2 separate regions of the Homo sapiens genome follow, and region 1 is linked to region 2. Evidence: read pairs that join two places in POLR2A ChIA-PET (ENCODE). Cell type or tissue: HepG2. All regions are shown on one strand. Links, peaks and the distances in the headings refer to the core of each region. The heading gives the core; the rest is flanking DNA. Region 1 overlaps SEPTIN9 (septin 9). Region 2 has its middle 120 kb from the start of MIR4316.

Evidence for each region. ChIA-PET counts read pairs that join two places held together with the same protein. Peaks named below come from ENCODE experiments on the same cell type or tissue, not always from the same donor. Only the 100,000 strongest peaks of a DNase experiment are listed, where the experiment ranks them.
Region 1: POLR2A ChIA-PET joins it to region 2 with 7 read pairs; 5 of 35 experiments call an interaction of 5 or more read pairs at or near these places.

Annotation. Positions count from the first base shown.
Region 1 is chr17:77,452,185-77,461,284 of GRCh38, forward strand. All of the region lies in intron 3 of SEPTIN9 (septin 9), which reads left to right. LOC105371903 (a long non-coding RNA gene) reads right to left here and starts at 8,708. Exons shown (of 3, transcript XR_934990.3): 1 at 8,663-8,708; 2 at 8,139-8,198; 3 at 4,354-8,037. RefSeq lists enhancers at 373-1,280, 1,515-1,854, 2,188-3,094, 3,095-4,001, 4,651-5,264 and 4 more. In HepG2, for the core only: no CTCF peak of the experiment used is centred there; a DNase peak (open chromatin) is centred at 1,537; H3K4me3 peaks cover 2,277 bases.
Region 2 is chr17:77,505,674-77,521,371 of GRCh38, forward strand. No RefSeq gene overlaps it. Among named protein-coding and RNA genes, the nearest start is that of MIR4316, 120 kb to the left of the region's middle. In HepG2, for the core only: no CTCF peak of the experiment used is centred there; a DNase peak (open chromatin) is centred at 6,518; H3K4me3 peaks cover 565 bases.

The DNA of each region.
Region 1 (9,100 bases), core at 7-2,506, 59 kb before region 2:
GCATGCTGCGTGTCGGCCATGCAGAGGCATGTCAGTGAGCAGGGGCTGAGGGATCTCCCTAACGGACCTGCTTTCAGAGGGTCTTTTCATGCTGGGAGAACCCCAGAGACTAAATCATGCAGCCAACGGGGTGGTCCCCGGCCTCAAAGCAGGGAGGGGCGAGGAGCTTTGTAGGCAATGCCATCTGCTCCTGAAACGCCGTCCCAGTGACTCTGGGGACTGACTCAGCCTCCAGCCTGCTGCACTTCATCCCTGGCCCCTCTCTCTTTGCTTTTTCATGTGAAATCTGCTGTGTTTTGGTCAGAGGTTTGGGGAACAGCTCTCTGCTCATCTAAGATAAGTTTGTAATTCCTTTCCTGGAGAAAAATATGCCACCCGGAAGCAGGTTGAGCAGTGGTTTTCTGGCAGGTCTGTTCGGGGCTGTGGAGACAGCACCTGCTGGATCAGGATGGAGTTGGAATTTGGTTTGGATCCCACATGAGAAAACCCGTTGGAAGAGGAGGAAGCAGAAAAAGGCCCCATTCCCTAATAATGCTGTGGGTTTTCCTCCTCCATTCATTGCCACCTTGCCTTGAAACTTAATGGGGCCACGTGTGTTTCCATGAATGTCATTCTCTTTGGCCAACTCCCCCGGCAGCCCCAGGAGCTCCTTTTCAGGAAAAGGAAGAAGGTGTTTGCTTAGCATCTAGTATACGAGTCCTTGTTGGAAAGGTGGGATTCTTGTTTCTCCTTGGGTCTCTTTTAGGCTGAGATGTGGTCAAGGAAGGCCTGTGGTGTGGCTCGCCTTTTTTAATGCTCGTCTCTGGAGACCTGAGTTGCTGCTGACTCCCAGCTTGCCCCTTCTGTCCCCTGGCCATTTCTGTGTCGGGGTGGCTGAGACACTATTGCATTGGCCACTTTGTGTTCCCACTAGCCCCCGCCCCTGTAGGCTGTCATTGTGATGGTGATGGGGCCAATTCAGCTGCGGTGGGGAGGACCCACTGTGTGCGCCTGGGGGGTGGCGTGGGGCACTCTGGGATGAGAAGATGCGACTTCTGCCCTGAGAGCCCTGCTTTAATGGAAGGCGGGGGCATAGTTGCAGGCAGAAGCCATCAAGCACTGTGGTCAGACCAGCATTCCATGTCAAAAATGGCCTTGTTGGCCGGGCGCAGTGGCTCATGCCTGTAATCCCAACACTTCAGGAGGCCAAGGCAGGCAGATCACCTGAGGTCAAGAGTTCGAGACCAGCCTGGCCAACATGGTGAAACCCTGTCTCTACTAAAAATACTGGCTAATCCGGGCATGGTGGCGCGTGCCTGTAATGGCAGCTACTCGGGAGGCTGAGACAGGAGAATCACTTGAACCTGGGAGGTGGAGGTTGCAGTGAGCTGAGATTGTGCTACTGCACTCCAGTCTGGGCAACAAGAGTGAAACTCTGTCTCAAAAAAAAAAAAAAAAAGCCTTATCTGGGCCTGGGATCTGTCCTCCGAACACTGGGTCCACTGTGCTCCACAAGGACTTTCACCCCGGAAGCCCTAGACCCACTTGGGCAACCAGAGTCTCTGGGTTGACCACTCCCCAGCCCTGGCCAGCCTCCTGGGCCACCGTATTCTCCCAACTTCCTGTTGTGCCACGGCTGGTCCAAGCTGCTCTTATCAGACAATGCGAGGCACTTCCACAGGAGGGGACAACCCCGTCCTTAGGAGCCCCTTCTCCCTGCCCCCAGGCCTGGTGCAGTGTGTGGCTTCCCTGCCGGTGTCAAAGGTCTCAAGGCCCCTTTAAGAAGCCTGTCACCACCACCAGCAGCTTCCGTTATCTGGTTCTTCTGTACATGTAAGCCTTTCCCATACACCCCGGATGTTTAGGGCTTCCGCCCTCTCTCCCTGGCCGGGAGTGTGGGAAGAGGGCTTTATTTCAATGCTTGAGAGTAGGGTCAATGGCCAGGGTAAGCTGTGGGGGCTCCTCCCCGCCGGCCCCTCTCTGCAGCCCTCACCTTAACACAGAGCATCGATACCACCTGGGCTTTGGGAAGACCTGGAGGCTGACCACCCTGGAGGCTCCCAGCGTCCCACAGCCACTCTTTGGGGAAGAGGCTTCCTGAGGGACTTGTGGCCCTTGGCTGGGACTCTAGTCCCAGAGTTCTGCCTTCCGGCGCCGAGCTTTGATTTGTTTATTGAGTGCCAGCCCGGTTCCCGGACAGGTAGGGACCTGTTCCCGGAGCTCAGCAGAGCCTTGGGAAGCTTTCCCAGGAGGGCTCCCGAGGGTGGCGGCCATGCCCAGTCCGCTGTACGTGTGAGTTTGTTTGATGAGGAATTGGCTGGGAAGGCGCGGGTCTAATTACAGGCCCATGAGGGTCCCTCTCGCCCCCACCCAGGAAGCAGCGGAGATCCTGGCACACTCAGCACCTGGGCCTGTGCCTGCCCAGCTGCTGGTGGAATCATGGGAGCCTTGCTCCGGGGCCTGTAGAGCAGCAGTGGGAACCTTCCCCACCTCAGCCCCTCCCAGAGTTGGCTGTTCAAACTCGCCGCCGCTCAGCCTCTTCCTCCTCTCTTTCATCAACCCTGGGAATCGCACACTGCCCACCCCACCGGGCCCCGGAGCGGGTGCAGGAAGAGAGAGCTTAACACCCAGAGGTCTGGGCCTTCTGCAGGCGCCTGAGCTGCTGTGGCCTGAGCTGGGTTCCCTGCTGGAACCATCACAGTAGACCTAATGATCTGCCTGCAGGAGTTGCTTCATCCCAGCCGACTCCGGGGCTGCGGGAAGGGGCTGGGCCTTGGTTTTGCTGGGGGTGGGGGGTCAGTGCAAAGGGCCTGAAAAGTGGCAGAGGTGATGGCCCATCTGTCCTCCCCCTGGCCGGCCGGCCTAAACGCGATTGGCTCTCTTTCTTTTTTTTTTTTCCCTCCCTTTTCCCTATAAATAACACTAAATGCGATTTGTCAATGCATTCATTTGGGTTCAGTAGTTGGACCATGGGCAGAAGCACTCCAGATTTGTCACTTTCCCTAAGCTAAGGGTGGGGAACACCCTCTGTGAGATCTTGGCTCCTGAGCGCCCAAGACTGCTCTTGGAACCCCAACTCTGGGTCGGTCTCAGGGGACTGACGTTGATGGAGTTGCTGACATTGACCTCCGGCCTCTGCATGGCCTTCAGGAAGGGGGCCCTTCGCTCTCTGTCCCGTCGAGCCTGGCTGGCAGCACTCCCTTCTCAGGCCTGTGCCCCCGGCAGGGCCTGCTGCCCCCGCCCTGCTCTGTGGGTGCCAGGCTCCAAGCACCAGGTGACTCGGTCACTGAATGGTCACTGAACAGTCATCCTTGCTGGTGTCCCCAGTGGAATGTGCATGGACGTCCTCCCTCCCCCAGATCCTTGTCTTTTATCTCTCAGCCTTTGTTCCAGGGGCCACCACAGGACCAGGAGGTACGCAGACGTGGGTGGCACATCCACTGGGCAGATTCAGCCCTGAACCTGCACGCCCCCTCCAAGGGGGCCCCCAGCGGGCGGGGTTGATGGTGCCGTCTCTCTCTCTGTCACTAGAACGGACATGAGGATTGTGTCTTGTCGATCCACGTCCTGAGTTCCCAGACGTCATAGGTGCTTGCTCAACGAGTGTTTGAATGAATGGTCAGCATTGTGTGACCGCAGATTTTCAACTTTTATCCAAATAGTTTGTGGTTTCTGTGAGGCTATCCCGAGACAGTCTCACAAGAATCTCCATTCTCCCTGCACGCTCCGCACAAGGTCTCCTTGGGGGGTTTTTCAGAAAAAGGGCCAAAGAGCAGCATTTCCTCGGGGATTTGAACACGATCTCCCCCGGGGCAGGGGACTGCCCTGGAAGATTCCCGGCACCGCTTCCCATGCGCCACGTGACTAGGAGGGTCTTGGGGCAGGATGGTGTCTTTTGTGCCTTGTGTGCTGGGGCCGGAGGAAACACTGCCCGTGGCCGGTGTCATCTGCCAGCCCTGAAGACTAATGATGGGCTGGACAGTGGCCCCATTGAGTGGGAGGGAGAATCGCTGCTGTCTGTAGCTGGGGGGCCGGGTGGGTGGGAGCCGAGGCCAGGGAGAACAGCGCAGACCTGGCACGGAGAGGCCTGGAGGAGGAGCAGGGGGTCTCAGCCACCCAGGGTGCAGGGACGCCACACGAGGAGCAGGTGTGGTGTGCGTCCTCCTGCGGGTTCTCCACCTCTTGGCTTCGTTACCTGCACTAGGCTTTGTGGTGAGAGGGCACAGAGTGGAGGAAGGTGCCGTGGCTAGGGCAGGCCACACGCTGTGCTAATGGATTGCTGTTACCTGTCGCCTCTGTGGTTTTGCTGTCAGGATCCTCCAGCACCAGGTCCCCACCACCAGGTATGGGCCCCACAGGCACTACTGGCTCCCCGAAGCCAGGGACAGACCCCATAGACAATACTGAGTCCCTGCAGCCAGGGATGGGCCCCCACGGCCAGTACCAGATCTCAGGGACCAGCACCGGGTACCCACAGCCAGGGACAGGCCTCCATGGCCAGTACCAGGTCTCAGGGACCAGCACCGGGTACCCACAGCCAGGGACGGGCCCCCATGGCCAGTACCAGATCTCAGGGACCAGCACCGGGTACCCACAGCCAGGGACGGGTCCCCATGGCCAGTACCAGGTCTCAGGGACCAGCGCTGGGTCCCCACAGCCAAGGACAAGTCCCCACGGCCAATACCAGATCCCAGTGACCAGCACTAGATGTCCACAGCCAGAGATGGGCCCCTATGGCCAGTACCAGGTCTCAGGGACCAGCGCTGGGACCCTGGATGACTGAAGGAGGGCACGGTTGACTAAAGCTGCAGGAGCCAGCCTGGCCATCCTGAGGCACTAAGCCATCACTGCGGTCTCAGGGGACTCAGACTCCTCTACTTGTCTTCTTGAATTCTGGAATCAGACACACCTGGGTCCAGCCTTTGCCCCCGGGGCTGTGTGCCTGGGATGGTTGCCTCACCTCCCTGAAGCTCAGTGAGATGGGGACGGCTGCACAGGGCCCGGCACAGATGGCACCCGATGGCACAGGGTCACCTGCTTGCATCCATACAGCCTCGGCCCTCGCTCTGGCTGCGTACCGAGAGTCCCATGCCCAGACCTCTGCTGAGTCTCCAAGCTCCTGGTCATGCCTCAGGCCTCCCGTGAGAAGCATCACTGCATGGACCATGCCTCGGGACCTCACCTTGGGCTGGGAAGCTTGCTCCATCTCCCCAAGTCTCCCCTAGAGGCGCCCCATGTCCCATCACTCTCACTGCTTGAGGGGTCAGATAGGGGAACCCAGTGTGGGAGGCCCAGAGGTGCCGGAGCAGACGTTAAGCGAGTTCCGTGTTTATGCGCTGGGCCTTGGCAGACACCCTGAATGAGCCTCTTCCCCAGGAAGGAGATTGGGGTCCCAGTCCAAGTTGTGGCCTCAAACCCTGTGACCAAGAGTGGAGAAAAGGCAAGACCCCTCCTCCCAGTCTTCCAGAACAGCCGATAGTGGTGGAAACATGGGGTTCACACTGAATTTCCTTGTAACTTGTTGAAGAGAATTTAGCCCACATTTTCAGGGGTGGAGGTCTGGCCGATTTGGCAGTGTGCCCGTCCCCCTGGCCACAGTTTACTCTGGACCGGGCACCCTGGTGCCCTCCCTCAGTGACGCAGTGAAGTCACTATGACGTGTTTAGTTGGTGAGAAAGTGCCTCCTGTAATGTTTTACTCTTCTTAGAGGGTGAATAAGCCTTGTTTATTATAAATAATTATTTACAGAATACATGAGGTTTAACCTAACTCTGGGCCACGGCAGCGTCCCCTGGGTAAACCCACGCGCCACCCTAGCTAGAGCCTGTGCCCCCACAGGCTTCCTGGACTCACCCTGAAGGGGGGCTGGATTTTCTGCCTGTCCCGATGAGAGGGCTGCAGGACAGTCCCCAGCGAGCCCTTCTGAGGGCTGTAACCTCTTCCCCTGGTATTTTCCTGCTCGCCAGGAATGTTTCAAGCTTCCAGCAGAAGCCTACCCACCATAGTCGCTTTCCACCCTGCTCACCATCCCTCCTGCCCTCACTCATTCAGCAGACCCCGTGCACAGCCCAGTGCAGGACTCAGGGTGGGAAGGTGTCCCGGGTGGGCTGGAGCAAGGTTCCCAGCCAGGGCGGGGTCCCAAGGTGGGTCCACAGCCAGGACTGTGATTTGGGAGGCCCCTCCCTGCCTTGTTCCAGCCCCGGCACCGCCGCTGTCCTTGTGCTCAGTGGAGACTCACTGGCTCCAGGCTCTAAAACCTCAGCGAGGTCTGCAGACAGGGAGGAGCCCCACTCGAGGGTAGAGTGACTGCCGGGTCCATTTGCCTGTTACGAACCACGTGGCCTCAGACCTGCCATTCCTCCTCTCCTAGAGCTATGGTCTTTTGTCTGAAAAATGGATAATGATGGTTACCATGTCAGGGACCATTTTGAGGACAAACGGGGATGAAACTGAAGAGGCTCAGCACGGAACCTGGACACAGAAGTGCTAATTGTGTGTTACCAGCTGCGGTGGCTGCCAAGGCCCAACCACATGGCAGCCACGGGCTGAGTGGCGGGCGGGAAGTGGGGAGCAGGAGCATGCAAGATGGGCATTCCTGAAGTTTCTGATCCAGTGAGATAAGTACACACCCAGCTCTAAGATGGAGTGTCCCAGGAAGGTGGAGACTGCAAAGGCCTTGTGGCGCAGGAGTGTGAGCTGCACCTCTGGGCTCTCTAGAATTTCACCAGAGCTCAGGGAGGAGGTCAGCTCAGATATAGGGGCAACGGGAGAGATGGGAGTGAGAAAATGGCTTGGCGTCTGGAAGTGGAGCCTGGAAAGGTGGGCGTGGGGACAGAGGAGGGCCTTGGGGGCCATGGGCCCATGCGTCCAGGAGGTGGAGGCAGTGAACGGGGCCACGGTCGGCCCCACACGTGGCACCACCAGCCCTGCTGAGCCTGCACCTGCTCCTCAGGCCCCCTGAGTGCCACTACCACCTGGCACCCCTTGGTCTGATTCCTGCTTCCTGCCCGCCTGGGAAGAGTGAGACCACTTGCCTAAAGTCCCTTAGCTGTCCTTAACCATTCTGGCTGCCTCCTGGCCCTGTCCAGGGTTAGCCGTTGACCTGAACTGCCTGGTGCCACCTCCCCAGACTCCTGGGGCCTTGCCCTGGCACCAACAGCCACCTCCATCTTCATCATTCACTCGCACATTCACCCAGCAGTGCTTTTTGGGCATCCACTCAGCAATATCAAGGCGCTGAGATGCGGCTGTGGTTAAGACCCGGGCCCGGTCTGTGAGGACCTCGCAGTTGCCATTTCCCCAGAGCACAGCCCCAGCCAGGCACACTGTGGGGTCCAGAAAGAGAAACTAATACATTGTGTTCGTCCATTTTGAGTTGCTATAAGGAATAGCCGAGGCTGGGGGGTTATTTGACTCACGGTTCTGCAGGCTGTACAAGTGGTGCCAGCATCTGCTTGGCTTCTGGGGAGGCCCCAGGAAGCTTTTCCTCATGGTAGAAGGTGAAGGGGGAGCTGGCACGTCACATGGCGAGAGAGAGAACTCCCAGACTCTTTTTTTTTTTGAAATGGAGTCTCGCTGTGTCAGCCAGGCTGGAGTGCAGTGGCACAATCCTCGGCTCACTGCAACCTCAGCCTCCTGAGTAGCTGGGATTACAGGCGCATGCCACCGCGCCCGGCTAATTTTTTTGTATTTTTACTAGAGATGGGGTTTCACCATGTTGGTCGGGCTGGTCCCAAACTCCTAACCTTGTGATCCACCCACCTTGGCCTCCCAAAGTGCTGGGATTACAGGTGTGAGCCACCTCACCCAGCCCTCCCAGACTCTATAGCAATCAGATCTCCCGGACTTTGTGACCGTGGGGAGGGCACCAAACCATCCATGAGGGATCCACCCCCATGACCCAAGCCCCACCCCCCCCAGGCCTTACCTCCAACATCAGGGATCACATTTCAGCATGAGATTTGGAGGGGACAACGTCCAAACCATATCACACGTGACCTCTCTGTGCGTGCGTCAGTTTCTACATCTGGTTAAGCAGTAGAAGCTCCTTCTCTGTTCCTTGTTGAGAGAGCGGTGGGGGAGAAATGACTCAGGGATGGGAGGCTGGTCCCCCGAGGGGCCCTGGTGTTTGTGGAGTGGGAGTGCGGGAAGGCCCCTACGTTGTGTGTGCCGTGCTGGGCTGGCTCCTCACAGCTCACCGTGGTGCTCCCCGAGGACTGCTGGGGAGGAAAGAGCTAATTAACTTGGGGACCCAGCTGCTGAAGTTATCATTAAACTTGAGCAGTCCAGGGGCCCCTCTCCTTCTGGGTCCTATGTCACCCAGCACAGTGGGGCTTAATTGAATTTTTTCTCATCCCCCAAGGCTCCTGGCTGGCGTGGCTGGGGTTTGGGATACGGGGAGCGAGAGGGCTTGGGCCTCTTCCAGATTTGGAGTGGGTTCACCAGAAATGGCCCAGGAAACCGCGGGGGCCACCCCCAGCAGCTGGGGGCTCCTGTGGTCATTTCCTCTTGGTCCTGTTGAGCAGCCCTGGCCCCTGGAGCCCTCAGCAAGGGATGTGGGGGCCTGCCAGGCCAGGGTCCTCACTGCTGCCGCTATGCACAGCTGCATCTTGCATCCGGGGAGTGGGGTGCCGAGTGGGGTGTTTGGGAGGCAGGTTTTCCCTTGTCCCTTCTGCCCAGAGACCTTGGGGATGAGTTGAGTGAGACCCTTCCGGCTTCTGACTGGCTGTGTTTCTGTTGCCATCCCCCACTCCTTTTAAGTGGAGGTTTATGACTTCCTTCTTTATTTAAAAGGGTCATTTAGTGACTTAGCAGATCCCAGTCTGTGTTACCCAGGGCCCTTTTAAAAATCTGTGGGGAGGCTGGGCTTGGTGGCTCACACCTCTAATCCCAGCACTTTGGGAGGCTGAGGCGGGTGGATCACCTGAAGTCAGGAGTTCGAGACCAGCCTGGCCAACATGGAGAAACCCTACCTCTAGTAAAAATACAAAAAATTGGCTGGGTGTGGTGGCACGTGCCTGTAATCCCAGTTACTCGGGAGGCTGAGGCAGGAGAATCACTCAAATCCAGGAGGCGGAGGTTGCAGTGAGCCGAGATCACACCACTGCACTCCAGCCTGGAC
Region 2 (15,698 bases), core at 5,034-7,533:
CTCACTGCAGACTTGAACTCCTGAGCTCAAGCAATCCTGCTGCCTCAGTTCTCCGAGTAGCTGGGACCACATGTGTAAGTCACTAAGCCTGGCTAATTAAAAAAAAAAAAAAAAAAAAAAAAAGTAGGCCGGGCACAGTGGCTCATGCCTATATTCCCAGCACTTTGGGAGGCCGAGGCAGATGGATCACCTGAGGTCAGGAGTTCGAGACCAGCCTGGCCAACATGGTGAAACCCCGTCTCTACTAAAAAAAATACAAAATTAGCTGGGCATGGTGGTGCACGCCTGCAATCCCAGGTAATCCCAGCTACTCAGGAGGTTGAGGCAGGAGAATCACTTGAACCCAGAAGGTAGAGATTTTAGTGAGCCAAGATCACGCTACTGTACTGCAGCCTGGGCGACAAGAGCGAAACTCTGTCTCAAAAAATAAAAATAAACAAATTTTAAAAGTAGAGGTAGGGTCTCTCTGTGTTGCTCAGGCTGGTCTCAAACTCCTGGCCTCAAGTGATCCTCCCACCTTGGCCTTCCAAAGTGCTGGGACTCCAGGCGTGAGCCACTGCACCTGGCTCAGCTTGGCATTTCTTGAATTTGGGTCCATGTGAAAGAGTCCAGGAGGTCATTCCTCACAGATCGCTTATTGAGGAACCCCTCAGAGGTCAGAGTGGGGGTAGGTGAGGGGAGAGAGGGGCTGAAGGGAGATGCAAGGGGCCCCTGGGATGGCTGGTGTCAGTCCCAGGCCCGGGGACACAGCCAGGTGGAGAGAACGTGCGATCGGAGCCCAGGGGCTGGGCTAGAGGCCTGCTTTGCTGTGTGTGCTTGGGCCTGGGGTTAACGGTTGGAGCCTCAGTGAGCTCATCTGACAGATGGGGATGAGGACCAGCATGTAGTCATCATTCAACACTGTGGGGGAGAGAGGCAAGAAGGAGCCCCCCGGGGCGGGATGAATTCTGACCCAAGCCAAGAGCCACCGTGGGGCCAGCGCCCACCTGCACCAGGTTCTATATCCGCCATCACATTAGCTCCCCCGAGAGCCCTGAAGGGTGGGCCGCGCCTGCTCCTTTTCCGGGTCCACTGAGCGGCTCTGGAGCCCGGGTTTGTGTTTAGCCGAGGCTCTCCCCGCTGCACCCTCTGCCTTCTGCTCCCAGCAGGGCGCTGCAGCATCGTCCGGTTTTAACAGGGTGAGGCGGCTCCCACAGACATGTGATGCAGAAAGTCCTCGACACCCCCAGCCAGCTCTCCGTGGGTCCAGTCCAGGGCCCTGCCCCACGGCGCCCACTGCTGCTTCCAGGCAAGCCTCAGATTCCACTGGGATTCGGAGAAGTTGCAGCTGATTCAATGCTGAGAGCCCATCAGAGAAAACATCTTCCTTCCCTTTCAAAGAGGACAGCTATGCATAATCAGAATACAAAGGGGTATAAATAATTAAAGCGGCCCAGAGTGAGTGGTTCTTGAACCATCTGCCTGATTTACAAACTAATTACTCAGAGGCTGGTCGCTGCACGGGAGCTGTGCACGCTCCTCAGGACGCTCACCGCCTCCTCTTCGGGCACCAGGGGTGGCGGCATCGGCCTGATCAGCCAGTCCTGGCACGTAGAGCAGTGCCACGGCCTCCTCCATCTCCCTGATTAATAACTTCATCAGAGCCCGGGACCAGAAGGAAATGTAAGTCCTCTGAAGGAAACGGCCACACGGAGGAGCCAGCAGCAGTCTCTCCCAGCAGATGAGCTGGGAGGTGGGGACCCAGTCTCAGGCAGGTGAGTGGAGCCCCAGATTCAACCCAAGGGATGACCCATTACAGGGGCTCAGCAGGACCTAAGGATCTTTACTCTTTATCTAAGGGTCCAAGGCACACTCTCCGCATACACCCATCACCGTGTCCCTGGAGGGAGGGAATTGGATCTCTGCTCTGATTCTTCTGCAAGAAGAATCACCAGGCGTGGTGGCTCGCAACTGTGGTCCCAGCCACTCAGAGGGCTGAGACAGGAGGATCACTTGAGCCCAGGAGTTCGAGGCTGCAGTGAGATATGGCCACACCACTGCACTCCAGCCTGGGCAACGGGCTGACCCTGTCCAGTCTACATGGGAAAAGTGCTCAAAAGACAGACATTTCAATAATATAATAATAATAGTTATATTCTGCCCTGCAGGGGAGTTGAGGAATCCTGCAGGAAGCCCCTCTCCTCATCCAGCCCCCATCCCTTGCCCTTCCCTACTCCTCTTCCTTGGAGACTTGCCTGGACCATCAGTCCCTGCACAGCAGCCTGGGAATGGGGCAGGGTGGGGTCAGGGGACAGAAAGACCCTGTCCTAGAACAATGAACCCTGACATTTGCTTGGCACAGATTCTCATCCTTGTGTTCCCTCTGAAGAGGGCACATCAGGGGCTGCTGCTCCACTTCACAGATGAGGAAAGAGAGGTCAAGAAGGTTCAAAGTCATGCAGTGGAGAGTGTGGAGGTGACCTGGACTCCAGACTTCCTCCTTCGGGAGCTTTATGTTCGGGTGCTGCTTGGGGACAGCTCTTCCTATGCCCCCACCTTCTCTGGAAGGCAGCCAGGACTGAAGCACGGCCACCTCACAACGCATCATGCTGGGACATGTAGGGTCTCAGAGTGAGGTATGTGTGTGCATGAGTGTGTTTATGAGTGCGCATGTGAGAATTCCGATAAATGCACACACCCTCACAGCACAAGATGTGGGGAAAGACATAGGGTCCAAAACAGCCCACCAGGCTGTGCCTTGTGTTTGTGGGTTTAGCCCTGAGTGGGGAGGTGTTGAGATTAGCTGCACTCTTGGATGAGGGTGGAGAGGTGCTGCCACTGCCACTGCATGGCACCCAGCTGTGAGATGACCCCTCTGTTGGCACAGGCAGAGTTACAAAATCAGCATTGCAAAACTGAGGAATGGGAACCAGGGACATCCATCTACACACATCAAAATGGTTAAAGGGGAAAAACAAACACACTGTCCATTTGCAAACTGCCTGCAGTTAAGCCCTCAGTGAGTCAACCCTTCAAGGTGGCATCAGCAGGGGAGAAAATTTCAGCTCCAGGCTCTCTGGGTTTTTCTTATCTCCACTGTACTTTCCTAAAGCCTGATTTCTTTTAGGTAATGCGCATCCTCCTCTCTCCATCATATTTTCTTTGTAAGCTCTTAGACTGTGTTCATTTGCAAAGGTCATCAAAGGGCAGTTTTCTCTGGAGCTGGTTTTGAATCCTGGTTCTTCTACTTACCAGCTGAGTGACTTCAGATGGGTGACTTAACCTGGGTCCATGCCTCAGTTTCTCCATCTATAAAATGGTAACAACAGTACCCAATTCATAGGATTGTTATGATTAAATGAGTTAGTTCATGTGAGGCACTTACAATAGTGTCTAGCCAATGAGTGTTTCATAGATGTGAGCCATCATTATCACCATTGACATCACCGCCACCATCATCATCACCATCATCATCATCACTGTAATCACTATCAACATTACCATCATCACCCTCACTATCATTATCATCACTATCACCATCACCATCACTACCATCATCACCATGACCATCATCATCACCATCTCCATCATCATCATCATTGTTATCATCACATCATCAGTATCATCACTACTATGATCGCCATCATTACTACCATCATCCCTTCATTACCATCATCACCATCATTATCAGCATCACTATCATGATCATCACCATCACCATCATCAATATCATTACTACTGTGATCACCATCACCACCACCATTATCCCATCATTATCATTTTCACTATCACCATCATCACCACTACCATCATTATCATCTCATCACCATCATCAACACCATCACCATCATCATCATTACCATTACCATCATCACCGTCACTATTATTACCATTATCATCATCACCATCACCATGATCATCACCATTACCATCATCACCATCTCCCTCATTATCATCATTATCATTATCATCACTTCATCAGTATCATCACTACTATGATCACCATCACCACTACCATCATCCCATCATTATCACCATCATCCCATCATTATCATCATCACCATCACCATCATCAGTATCATCACTACTGTGATTACCATTACCACCATCATCCCATCATTATTTCTGTCACCATCATTATCACCACAACCATCATCATCACCATCATCATCACCACCATCACCATCATCATCACCACCATCATTAGCATCACGATCATCACCATCATCACCACCATCACCATCATCTCCATGAACATCACCATCACCACCATTACCATCATCATCACTACTACTACCTTACCATCCATGTAACGTACCTACTGCCTTACCTAGCACCATCAATGTCACCATAATTATTATCATCACCATCACCATCATCATCACGATTATCACCACAACCATCAATATCATCGTCATTTTCTCCATCATCACCATCAACAACATCCTGAAACTGAAATAAAGAAAAAGGCCCTGCTGTGGCCTCATCTTGCTCCTCTGCTCTGGAATCAGAAGGAGTAAAAACCAGCCAAGTGGAGGGCAGAGCTGACAGCAAAGGAGAAGCTGGGCTGTTTGCTGCCCAGGCCTGGCTGGCACCCCTCCTCCTGGGACGTAGCAACTTTCTGAGCATGTCCTCAGTACGAGGCTTCCCTGCACTGCTTCTCCCTGAATGTTCACAATAGTCCCACGGGGCAGGTGCCATCACGGTGAAGTTGAGGTACAGAGAGGTCAAGGAGCTTGGCCAGGGTGCACAGCTGGTGAGGGACTGAGTCAGGATGTAAAACACTGTCTGATCTGTGGTCCAGTGGCATCCACTGCACTTCACTGCCCACAGTAGGGGTGGGGGTGGGGGTGGCAGGCTCCCTGTTGCCTCAGACTGAAGAAGTGCTCAAGGCTGGCTCTGTGTACTGGGACCTCTCTCCTGGGCCATGAACCACAGCATCTATTTTTAAATGTGGAGCACCTATTCACGGAGGCAGCACCATGCTGGGCCCTGGAGGAACAAAGCAGGCAAATAAGTCAGGACTCTGAACCTGTGGGCGGCCGGTTGGGTGGGGAGGACAGACATGTACACAGAGCATCATAATACAATGAAGCCAGTGCCATGACAGAGGTACATGGGGGCCACCGGGGAAGGTTCCCAGAGGAGGGGCACCTACCCTTGTTGGCAGGGCCAGTGCTGAGTGTCAGTTACGCCCTTTATATTCTTTATAAATTACACAATCTTAGATTTTTTTTTTTTTGAGACAGAGTCTCACTCTGTTGTCCAGGCTGGAGTGCAATGGCGCAATCTCACCTCACTGTAACCTCCGCCTCCTGGGTTCAAGCATTCTCCTGCCTTGGCCTCCTGGGTAGCTGGGATTACAGGCACATGCCACCCCGCCTGGCTAATTTTTGTAGTTTTTAGTAGAGATGGGGTTTCACCATGTTGGTCTGGTCTTGAACTCCTGACCTCGTGATCCACCCACCTTGGCCTCCCAAAGTGCTGGGATTACAGGTGTGAGCCACCGTGCCCTGCCTCAGATACTTCTTTATAGTAGTGTGAAAATGGACTAATACAGTATGCATTCATTGAGTTTCTTGGATCTATTGGCTGATCTTTTTAGATTTTGGAAAATTCTCAACAACTATTCCTCAAATATTTACTCTGCCTTATGCTCCTTTTCTTCTCTTTCTGGTGCTCCAATTTCATGTATGTTAATATTTTTCCACAGTTCTTCAACACTCTGTTCTTTTTTAAATTTTTATTTTGTTAATTATTTTTCTGTTTGAATTTTAGTTTGGATAATTTCTATTGACTAGTCTTTAAGATCCTTTCAGTTTTATTGATCTTTTCTTCTACTGTGTTCAATCTGCTGTTAAACCCATCAAACAAACTCTTTGTATCTAATATTACAGTTTTCATCTCTAGAATTTCCATTTGGTTATTTTATAGTTTCCATTTCTGTGCTGAAATTTCCCATCTGTTCACACATGCTGTCTACCTTTCCCACTAGATCTTTTAACATCTCTATTTTAGTTTATTTAAGGTCCTTGTCTAATAATTCCAACACTCAGTCATCTGTGGGTCTACTTCTATTGGTAATTTTTCCCCTGATTATTAGTCTCATTGCCCTGCTTCTTTGCATGTCTTGCAATTTTTTTAGTCTGAAATGTAGTATATTTTTTAAAAAGTAGTGCCTATAGTAAGTATATGTCTCCTGGAAAAAGAATGTACCCTTCTTCTATTGGGCCATTAGTGTGAGGGACTGAGTCAATCTAATATGCAGTTGACTTGGATCTGGGCTTTAGTGAAGCTTCAGTTAAAGTCACTTAACCACTCACTTCAAATGTTTTGAAAGTAGGATCAGGTCTTTCCCTTAAGTAAGTGTTTGAGAGAGAAGAGGACAGTATGAAAAACGTAATGTGTGCCTGTATTAGAAAGGTCAGAGGGCTTTGAGGATGTAAACATGGTGTATAAAGGTGAGTGTTGTTAAACAGGATATTGCAACAGTGCAGAGATGGGTGGTAACTTTCAGAGGATGAAAGATCTTATTCTTGAAGCTTTCAGCTGGGAATGGTAAAAATAATAACAGATACTATCCTGATGAAGGGCATTCTGGGCCTGAACCCAATCACTTCAAAGACCCTGAAAGAATTCTCAGGATTCCATAGCAATTGGCCATAGGCCACTGCTGCTTCCACATATGAAAAAAATGCTAACATCCCAGTCCTACTTCCAAACCCCAGCACAGGCTGTATTGCCCCCCAGGGTAATTTAACACCAGAAAACAAAAACTTCATTGGTCCTGGTCCAGATTTCTGTGTCCTGGCCTCGCCCATAAAGGGGGCTCCCATTAGCTAACCTGCTCAGCTCCCCGCCACACTTCCCACAGAGCTTTCTAGCTTTTGTCAGCTCAAGGCAGCCCTTGAAAACTGTAGAATCTGAGGGGGTGTGTATCTAATAAAGTTGGAGCTCTGTAATTTAGCAATTACTGTAACCCACACTTGTAATTTAGGGGGTTTCTTGTAATTCTTTGTACTCTTTCTTTTTGAAAAAATATGCAGCCTTAATAGCTTCCTCTTTAATGCTCCAAAGGCCGATATTTGCCACTCCCCATCCCCTGTCAGCTGCAGAGCACAAAGAAGTGTGCAGATCGTGTTGAGGCTGCTTTTCAGGTATTAGAAAGTTTAATTTAATGCTCAGCATCTCCGAAAGGAAACTGAACTTGCTCCTTGTAATCGTGCATGTCTTCAAAGCTCTGAATTCCTCTTCTAGGTTGGTCATCAGTATGGATTAAAATCTGCTGAGAGGTGTAATCTACCCACCTTTCTACATTCTACTATTAGGCCAGTCTCCTCACTGCTTCCTGAATGTGCTAGTGTTAATTTTGCTCATCTGTCTTTATTTGTGCAGTTACCTATTTGTTCATTTAAGATTTTTTTTTCTTTTTTTGAGAACCTCTATGTGCTAGACTCTAGGCTCACTACCAGGAATCTAAGTCATAAAGGACAGGACAACCTCTGTCCAGGAGTTTGTAGTCTGGAAAGACAGATGACTCTATCATAACTACACTCAAGATATTAGGTGTGATGACAGAGCTGGCATAGAGGGTGATGGAAACCAGGGGGTGGCACCTAACTCAGACTGAGCTGTGAGAAGTAGCTATTTGGAAGCCAGGCTATGATGGTAAAAAGAGGCGAGAGAGGCAAAGCGTGGGAAAGAATGGTCCACAAAGCACACAGAGACTTGTGCTGGAATGCTTCTATTCATAAAAGCTGGATTTAAAATAGAGACAAACCGGAAAACACACAGATGTTCATCAATAGAAGAATTTTGATATATGTATACAATGGAATTTGACTTAGCAATTAAAAATGAACTACTGGTACATGTAACAACATGCTTCATTCTTTAAAATGTTATGTTGAACAGAAAAGCCTATTGCAAAGGGCACATAGTATTTAATTCCACGGAGAATGAAATGCAAGAAGAGGCAAAACTGGCCAGGTGCAGTGGCTCATGCCTGTAATCCCAGCATTTTGAGAGGCCGAGGCGGGTGGATCACTTGAGGTCAGGAGTTCAAGACCAGCCTGGCCAACATGGTAAAACCCCGTCTCTACTAAAAATACAAAAATTAGCCAGGTGTGGTAGTACGTGCCTGTAATCCCAGCTACTCAGGAGGCTGAGGCAGGAGGATTGCTCAAACCCAGGAGATGGGGGTTGCAGCAAGCTGCGACTGTGCCATTGCACTCCCCCGGTCTGGGCAACAGAGCAAGACTCCGTCTCAAAATAAATAAATAAATAAATAAATAAATAAATAAATAAATAAATAAATAATCAAAAAAAGAAGAGGTAAAATTAATCCATAGTGATAAAAACCAGAACTCTGGTTGCCTATGGGGAGGTGGAGACTCAATGTGAATGGCCTGGGATGATGTAAATAGGCTATTGGTTTTCTGGTAGCATGTATTTACACATTTACCAACTCATTGAATTTTACACTTAAGATCTGTGTATTTCACTGCAGGCAAATTTTGCCTCGATAAAAACTAACCAGTAAAAGAAGAAAAAAGAATCTGAATGTCTCTATCTTTTTACAGAGGGTTTTAATCCATTCGCATTATTTGTGAGTATTGAGATTGATGTTAGGACTTATTTCTGCTAACTTGCTTTATTTTTAAAACTATAGTTAACATACTTTCTTGTTATTTCTTATTTTCCTTAACAATAATAAAGTTTTGAATTCACGTCTAAATTCAACTGTGACTGTATCCTATTATTTTCTAAATAATCTACAATAGGTTTTGATTTCTTTGTTGACTTAATCATTATTAAAAGAAGGTTTTAAAATTTCCAAACCACTGAGTGTTTCTGTTAGGCTTTGTTAAAACTTGACCATTAATTTCTGTTTTTCCTATTTTAAACAATTGTGGTTAGGAAATGTAGACTGTGCTCTCACTGCTTTATAGAACAAGACAGAAAACAGACTGTTCTTGGATTAACAGATGTGTTGTTTTGGTTTATTCAGATGGCCTCAAAATGTCCTCTGTTGGTGAGAGGATTTTTAAAAATCGTTACATATAAGCCTTTTAATATCAAGGTATATTAGTCCAATTTTAATACTGCTATGAAGAAATACCCAAAACTGGGTAATTTAGAAAGACAAAGAGGTTTAATGGACTCACAGTTCCACGTGGCTGGGGAGACCTCACAATCATGGAAGAAGGCAAAGGAGGAGCAAACGCACATCTCACATGGCAGCAGGCAAGATAGTGTGTGCAGATATCATGATATCTGATATCCTGAGACTTACTATCATGAGAACAGCACAGGAATATCCCACCCCCATGATTCAATTACCTCCCACCGGGTCCCTCCCACAACACGTGGGGATTATGGGAGCTACAATTCAAGATGAGATTTGGGTGGGGACACAGCCAAACCACATCACAAGGCCAGCGACTTGCGTGTAATGGGTATTTAATTGTCAAAAATTCATACAGCCAAATAACATTTGCTACTAAAAGCTTGACTCTGTTTTGTGTTCCTGGACCACATGAACAGGGTGTATTTGCCTCTCCTCCTGGAAGGAGCTTGGTGCCTGGGTCCCATGTATCTTTAAATACATATTGCTTGCTTCAGCAAGCAAAGACAGCCCCTACCACCCTACTTTGCCACTGTCAGACTAAGGCAAATATAATGATCTCTTATTTGTGTCCTTGTTCCTTGTGTGGAAAACCCAAATGCAGCAAGAATGAAAAGTGTTAAAGGATTTTATGTGTTCAATGTATTTAGGCCATGTCAGCAGTAATACAAAATCAAGTGTATCTTTTTTAAAAATAGATATATTTAATGAGGGAAAAAAATCCATAAAACCACTATCAGGTATTAGAGCCAGATGTTATGATTCTGACTTTCAGACAGACCCTAAGGCCTACATCTCAGGTTCTGCCCAGTAATTTTCATTTTTTGACCTGGATCTATACATTTATCAAATTTTAGCTGTGTACAGATAGAAAAGAAAGTGGTTAGAAATAAAAATGCTGGCTGGGCACAGTGGCTCAGGCCTGTAACCCCAGCACTTTGGGAGGCCAAGGTGGGTGGATCACCTGAGGTCGGGAGTTCGAGACCAGCCTGACCAACATGGAGAAACACCATCTCTACCAAAAATACAAAATTAGCCTGGCGTGGTGGTGCATGTCTGTAATCCCAGCTACTTGGGAGACTGAGGCAGGAGAATTGCTTGAACTCGGGACGTGGAGGTTGCAGTGAGCTGAGATCGTGCCACTGCACTCCAGCCTGGGTAACAAGAGCAAAACTCCCTCTAAAAAAAAAGAAGAAGAAAGAGAAAGACAAAGAAAGAAGACAAAGAAAGAAAGAAAGAAGCTGTGATTCAACGTATAATCAGTTTTGTAACTGTTCCATTGATGTTTGAAAAGATGGCATATTATAGCTATTACAGCAGTAGGATGTAAGTGTAAAATCTTTCTATCCATCTATCTATATATTAGTTACCTATTGCTGCATTCAGCACATAACAGCCAAAACAACAAACATTTCTTTGTTTTTTCTTAACTTTTATTTTAGGTTCAGGGTTATGTGTGCAGGTTTGTTATGTAAGTAAACTCATGTCATGGGGGGTTGTCGTACAGATTATTTCATCACCCAGGTACTAAGCCTACTGCCCAATAGTCACTTTTTTCTGCTCCTCTCCCTCCTCCCACCCTTCATCCTCAAGTAGGTTCCAGTGTCTGCTATTCCCCTCTTTGTGTCCATGAGTTCTCATCATTTAGCTCCCACTAATAAGTGACAACAAGAGGTATTTGGTTTTCTGTTCCTACATTAGTTTGCTAAGGATAATGGCCTCCAGCTCCATTCATGCTCCCACAAAAGACACGATCGCATTCTTTTTTTATGGCTGCATAGCATTCCATGGTGTATCTGTACCACATTTTCTTCATCCAATCTGTCATTGATGAACATTTAGGTTGACTCCACGTCTCTGCTACTGTGAATAGTGCTGCAATGAACATTTGCATGCGTGCGTCTTTAGGGTACAATGATTTATATTCCTTTGGGTATATACCTTGTAATGGGATTGCTGGGTTGAATGGTAGTTCTGTTTTTAGCCCTTTGAGGAATCACCACACTGCTTTCCACAATGGTTGCATTAATTTACACTCCCACCAACAGTGTCTAAGTGTTCCCTTTTCTCTGCAGCCTCACGAGCATCAGCTGTTTTTCGACTTTTTAGTAACAGCCATTCTAACTGGTGTAAGATGGTATCTCATTGCGGTTTTGATTAACAACAGACATTTCTAATCTCACAGTTGATGTGGGTCAGGAGCTCAGAAGCAGCTTAACTGGATGGCTCTGACTCAGCGTCTCTCATGAGGTGGTCGAGGTGGAGGCTGGGGCTGCAGTCATCCGAAGATTTGACTGGTGCAGGAAGATCTGCTTCCAAGGTGACTCATATGTGTGGCTGTTGGCAGGAGGCTTCAGTCCTTGCCATGTGAGCCTCTCTTCACATCATAACTGGCTTCTTCAAGAATGAATGATCCAAGAGAAAGAAAGAAAGAGAAGCTGCAGTGTCTTTTATAACCTAACCTTGGAAGTGACATACCATCATTCCTGCATATTCTATTGGTTACACAGACCAACCCCAGTACAGCGTGGGAGCAGACTACACAGGTGCGTGAATACTAAGAGGTGAAGGTCACTGGGGATCATCCTGGAGGCCGGCTATCACAACCTACCTTTTTATCTGTTTATAGATACAGGTAGAAAGTTGTTCAACCTTATGAATTATATTATTAAAATAATTGGTCTATATTTTGTCCACTTGACTATCAAAGACTGAGAGTGGCTGTCACTGTTGTGCTGCAGAGGTAATGCTGTTTTGCATTTTGACCATTTCAAAATATCTTTTGAGACAAATTATATTTTATGTTATGTTTTCATTGTGGATTCTGCCCTTAATATAAAATAACTCCATTCATTTTAATATCTTCTGCTTTTGATTCTGTGATGCTTAATAAGATTTTTATCTCTGTTTTCTGTTTTCTTGCATTTACCTAATAATTTTTGCTGGCGTTTTAATTTTTAAGCTCTAATATTTTAAAATTATAAATTGATAATTTATAATTGTGTATATTATGGGGTAAAGATTTCTATACAAAATAATTCATGAATGCCATGTGGAATAATTAAATCATGTTAGTTAATATACCAGTCACTTCAAATACTTAATATTTTTTGTGGTGAGCACATTTAAAATTTACTCTCTTAGCAATGTTGAAATGTAGAATATGCCATTATTAACTATATTCACCATGCTATTCAATAGATCTCAAAAAGCCCTCCCCCATATCCTTTCTGTCTAACTGAGATTTTGTACCCTTTAGCTATCATTGCCTCATTTGCGTATCTCTTTAATACTGAATTTCTTTCGGGTGTGTCTCTTGTAAACAACATATGCTTCTATCTGATTTTTAATAAGAAAATTTAAATAACTCATTTTTATTGTTATAACAAGTATATATGTATATGTGGGGGGAAATATATATATATATTTTTTCTTTTTTTCTTTTTTTTTTTTTTGAGACAGTCTCACCCTGTTACCTAGGTTGGAGCACAGTGGTGTGATCTTGGCTCACTGCAGCCTTGACCTCTTGAGCTGAAGTGATTCTCCCACCTCTGCATCCTGAGTAGCTGGGACTACAGGCGTGGGTCACCACACCTGGCCAAATTTGTGTATTTGTAGACACGAGGTTTTGCCATGTTGCTAGAGACTGGTCTTGACTCCTGGGCTCAAATGATCTGACCACCTCAGCCTCCCAAAGTGCTGGGATTACAGGTGTGAGCCACCGTGCCTGGCCCAACTTGTCATTTTAACAGCATCTAAGTTCTTTAGTTCTTTGAACATATTTCTAGTACCTACTTTAAAATCTTTGCTAAATCCAACATCAGGGCTCACTCAGAGAATCCATTTCTATTGACTGCTTTTTTTTTTTTTTTCCAGATATGGGTTACATGTCCCTGTTTATTTTCATATCTCATAGTTTTTGGTCAAAAACTAGACATTTTAAATATTATAATGCAGTAGCTCTGGATTCCATTTATTTTTATTTATTTTTTTGAGACAGGGTTTCACTTTTCTGCCCAGGCTGGGGTGCAATGGCATGATCTCGGCTCACTGCAACCTCCACCTCCTGGGCTTAAGCAATTCTCCAGCCTCAGCCTCCCAAGTAGCTGGGACTACAGGTGTTCACCACCATGCCCAGCCATTTTTTTTTGTATTTTTAGTAGAGATGGAGTTTCCCTATGTTGGCCAGGCTGGTCTTGATCTCCTGACCTCAAGTGATCCATATACCTCAGCCTCCCAAAGTGTTGGGATTATAAGTGTGAGCCACTGCGCCTGGCCTGGATTCCATTTATTTTTCTGAGTTTTTTTTTTTTCCTTTCCTGGACTTACACTGGGGGATGTCCCCCTTGTGGTATGTGTCTGCTGATAGCTTTGCTCAGATTTTTTATCTTTCAGCCTGCCTTCCCAGGAATTATCCTTGAGTCTGCATTGCCTAGTGATCAGCCAATAATTCAGGCACAGTTTGTGCCCAAACGCCTAGGCCCTACCTAAGCCTTCTTTCCTCGCTGCTCTGTGTGTGTGTGGATTTGGGAGTGCATTTGAAGCCGAGTATCCCTTGGCCTCCACTCTGTGCTGGGCTGGTTCAGGCCCGCCCCGAGGAGGCTCATAGTTTCCCAGTCAGCGCGGTGTTTGTGGAAAGTTTGTTTCAGCCTTTCCAGTACTCTCTTATTCCTAGGTTCTCCCTGTGAAATTTCTTTTTTTTCTTTTTTTCTTTTTTTTTTTGAGATGGAGTCTTGCTCTGTCGCCCAGGCTGGAGTGCAGTGGCCCTACCTCGGCTCACTGCCAGCTCCGCCTCCCGGGTTCAAGTGATTCTCCTGCCTCAGCCTCCTGAGTAGCTGGGATTACAGGTGCACGCCACCATGCCCAGCTAATTTTTGTTTGTTTTTAGTAGAGATGGGTTTTCACCATGTTGGCCAAGCTGGTCTCAAACTCCTGACCTTGTGATCCGCCCACCTCGGCCCCCCAAAGTGCTGGGATTACAGGCGTGAGCCACCGTGCCTAGCCATGAAATTCCTGACTGGTTTGCTGCTTACCCCAAACTTACCATAACTGTTCTTGCTGATCCAGCTTGGGGAGGATAGAGCATCCCTAAACAAGAAGACCACAGACCTTTACTACTCTTGCCAAAAGCTCTGCAGCTTCTCAATAATGGAAGCTTCTCAACTCATTGTCTGTCTTTGGTTGACTAGCCCCCAAAGGTGGTTGATTTTTAATTTTGTCCATTTCGTACTTGTTTTTTTGTGGAGAGAATTCACCAACCTTTTCATGCCAACATAGTCAGAAGTGCCTCCAACAGATTAAGGTTAAAAACCAGATGACTGGTGACTGGACAATCTCAACACACATGGAAAAGGTACAGGATTAAAATTTAATGGTCACTTGTGAATAATAATAATAACTTCATCTAGTAATCATGGTTGTCTACCAAAAACTCATAGCAAGCATTGTACTTAGTGATGAAATGATAAAGACTGTCTCTTTAAAGTCAGAAACAAGACCAGGAAGCACACTCTGGGTGTTCCAAGCCAAAAGGGCTTTTTTTTTTTTTTTGACAGGGTCTCACTCTGTCACCCAGGCTGGAATGCAGTGGTGGGATCTTGGCTCACTGCCGCTTCTGCCTCCTGGATTCAATTGATTCTTGTGCCTCAGCCTCCCAAGTAGCTGGGATTACAGGTGTGCACCACCACACCTCACTAATTGTTGTATTTTTTACTAGAGACACGGTTTCACCATGTTGGCCAGGCTGGTTTTGAACTCCTGGCCTCAAGTGATCCACCTGCCTCGGCCTCCCAAAGTGTTGGGATTACAGGTGCGAGTCACCATGCCTGGCCTCAAAAGGGATTTAATGTAAGAAATTAGGTGCTTTCAGAGTTAATGGAAAGCTAAAACAGAAGACATTAGGGTCCATCACTAGCTTCAGGGTCACGGCACTGTGGCTATGAGAGGGAGCCCCTAAAATGACTGCTAGCCATGCAACAGGAGGCAGCCACCTGCGTAGACAGGGATGGGTGCCTGGTGAAACCCACCTTCAAGCCAAAAACAGCCTGAAGGCTGAAAGACTGGACCGCTGGTGCCGGATGAAACCGAGACGCAGAGTGAGAACTTCTGTTCCTGTTTGCCCGCCCTTCCCCGATTGATTCTTTCTGAATAATGCCTTTCAACCAATCAAATATTGCCTTTTTCAATACTACCTACGGCCTGCCCTCCCAGCCTCTGAGCCCATAACAAGCCCTGGACTGAGCCATATTAGGGGAACTTTCCTGCTTTCGGGTAAGGGGACCACCTCCATGTCCCCACCTTTGGGTAAGGGGACTACCCCCACATCCCCGCCTTCCGGTAAGGGGGCCACCCTCCGTCCCCTCTCTGCGGAAAGCTGTTTCATCACTCGCTAAAACTCCCTGCCTTGCTCACTCTGAGATTGTCAGAGCATCCTCATTCTTTTTGAGCGTGGGACAAGAACTCGGGAACTAGTGCACAAGCCAGACTCGGCCCAGGGTGGAGCATCGTCAGCCGGAGGTCCCTGGCTTCCAAAGTGACCGAGAAGAAAATCCTGACTAGCATCATCACTGCTTCCCACCTCCCGGTCCCAGGA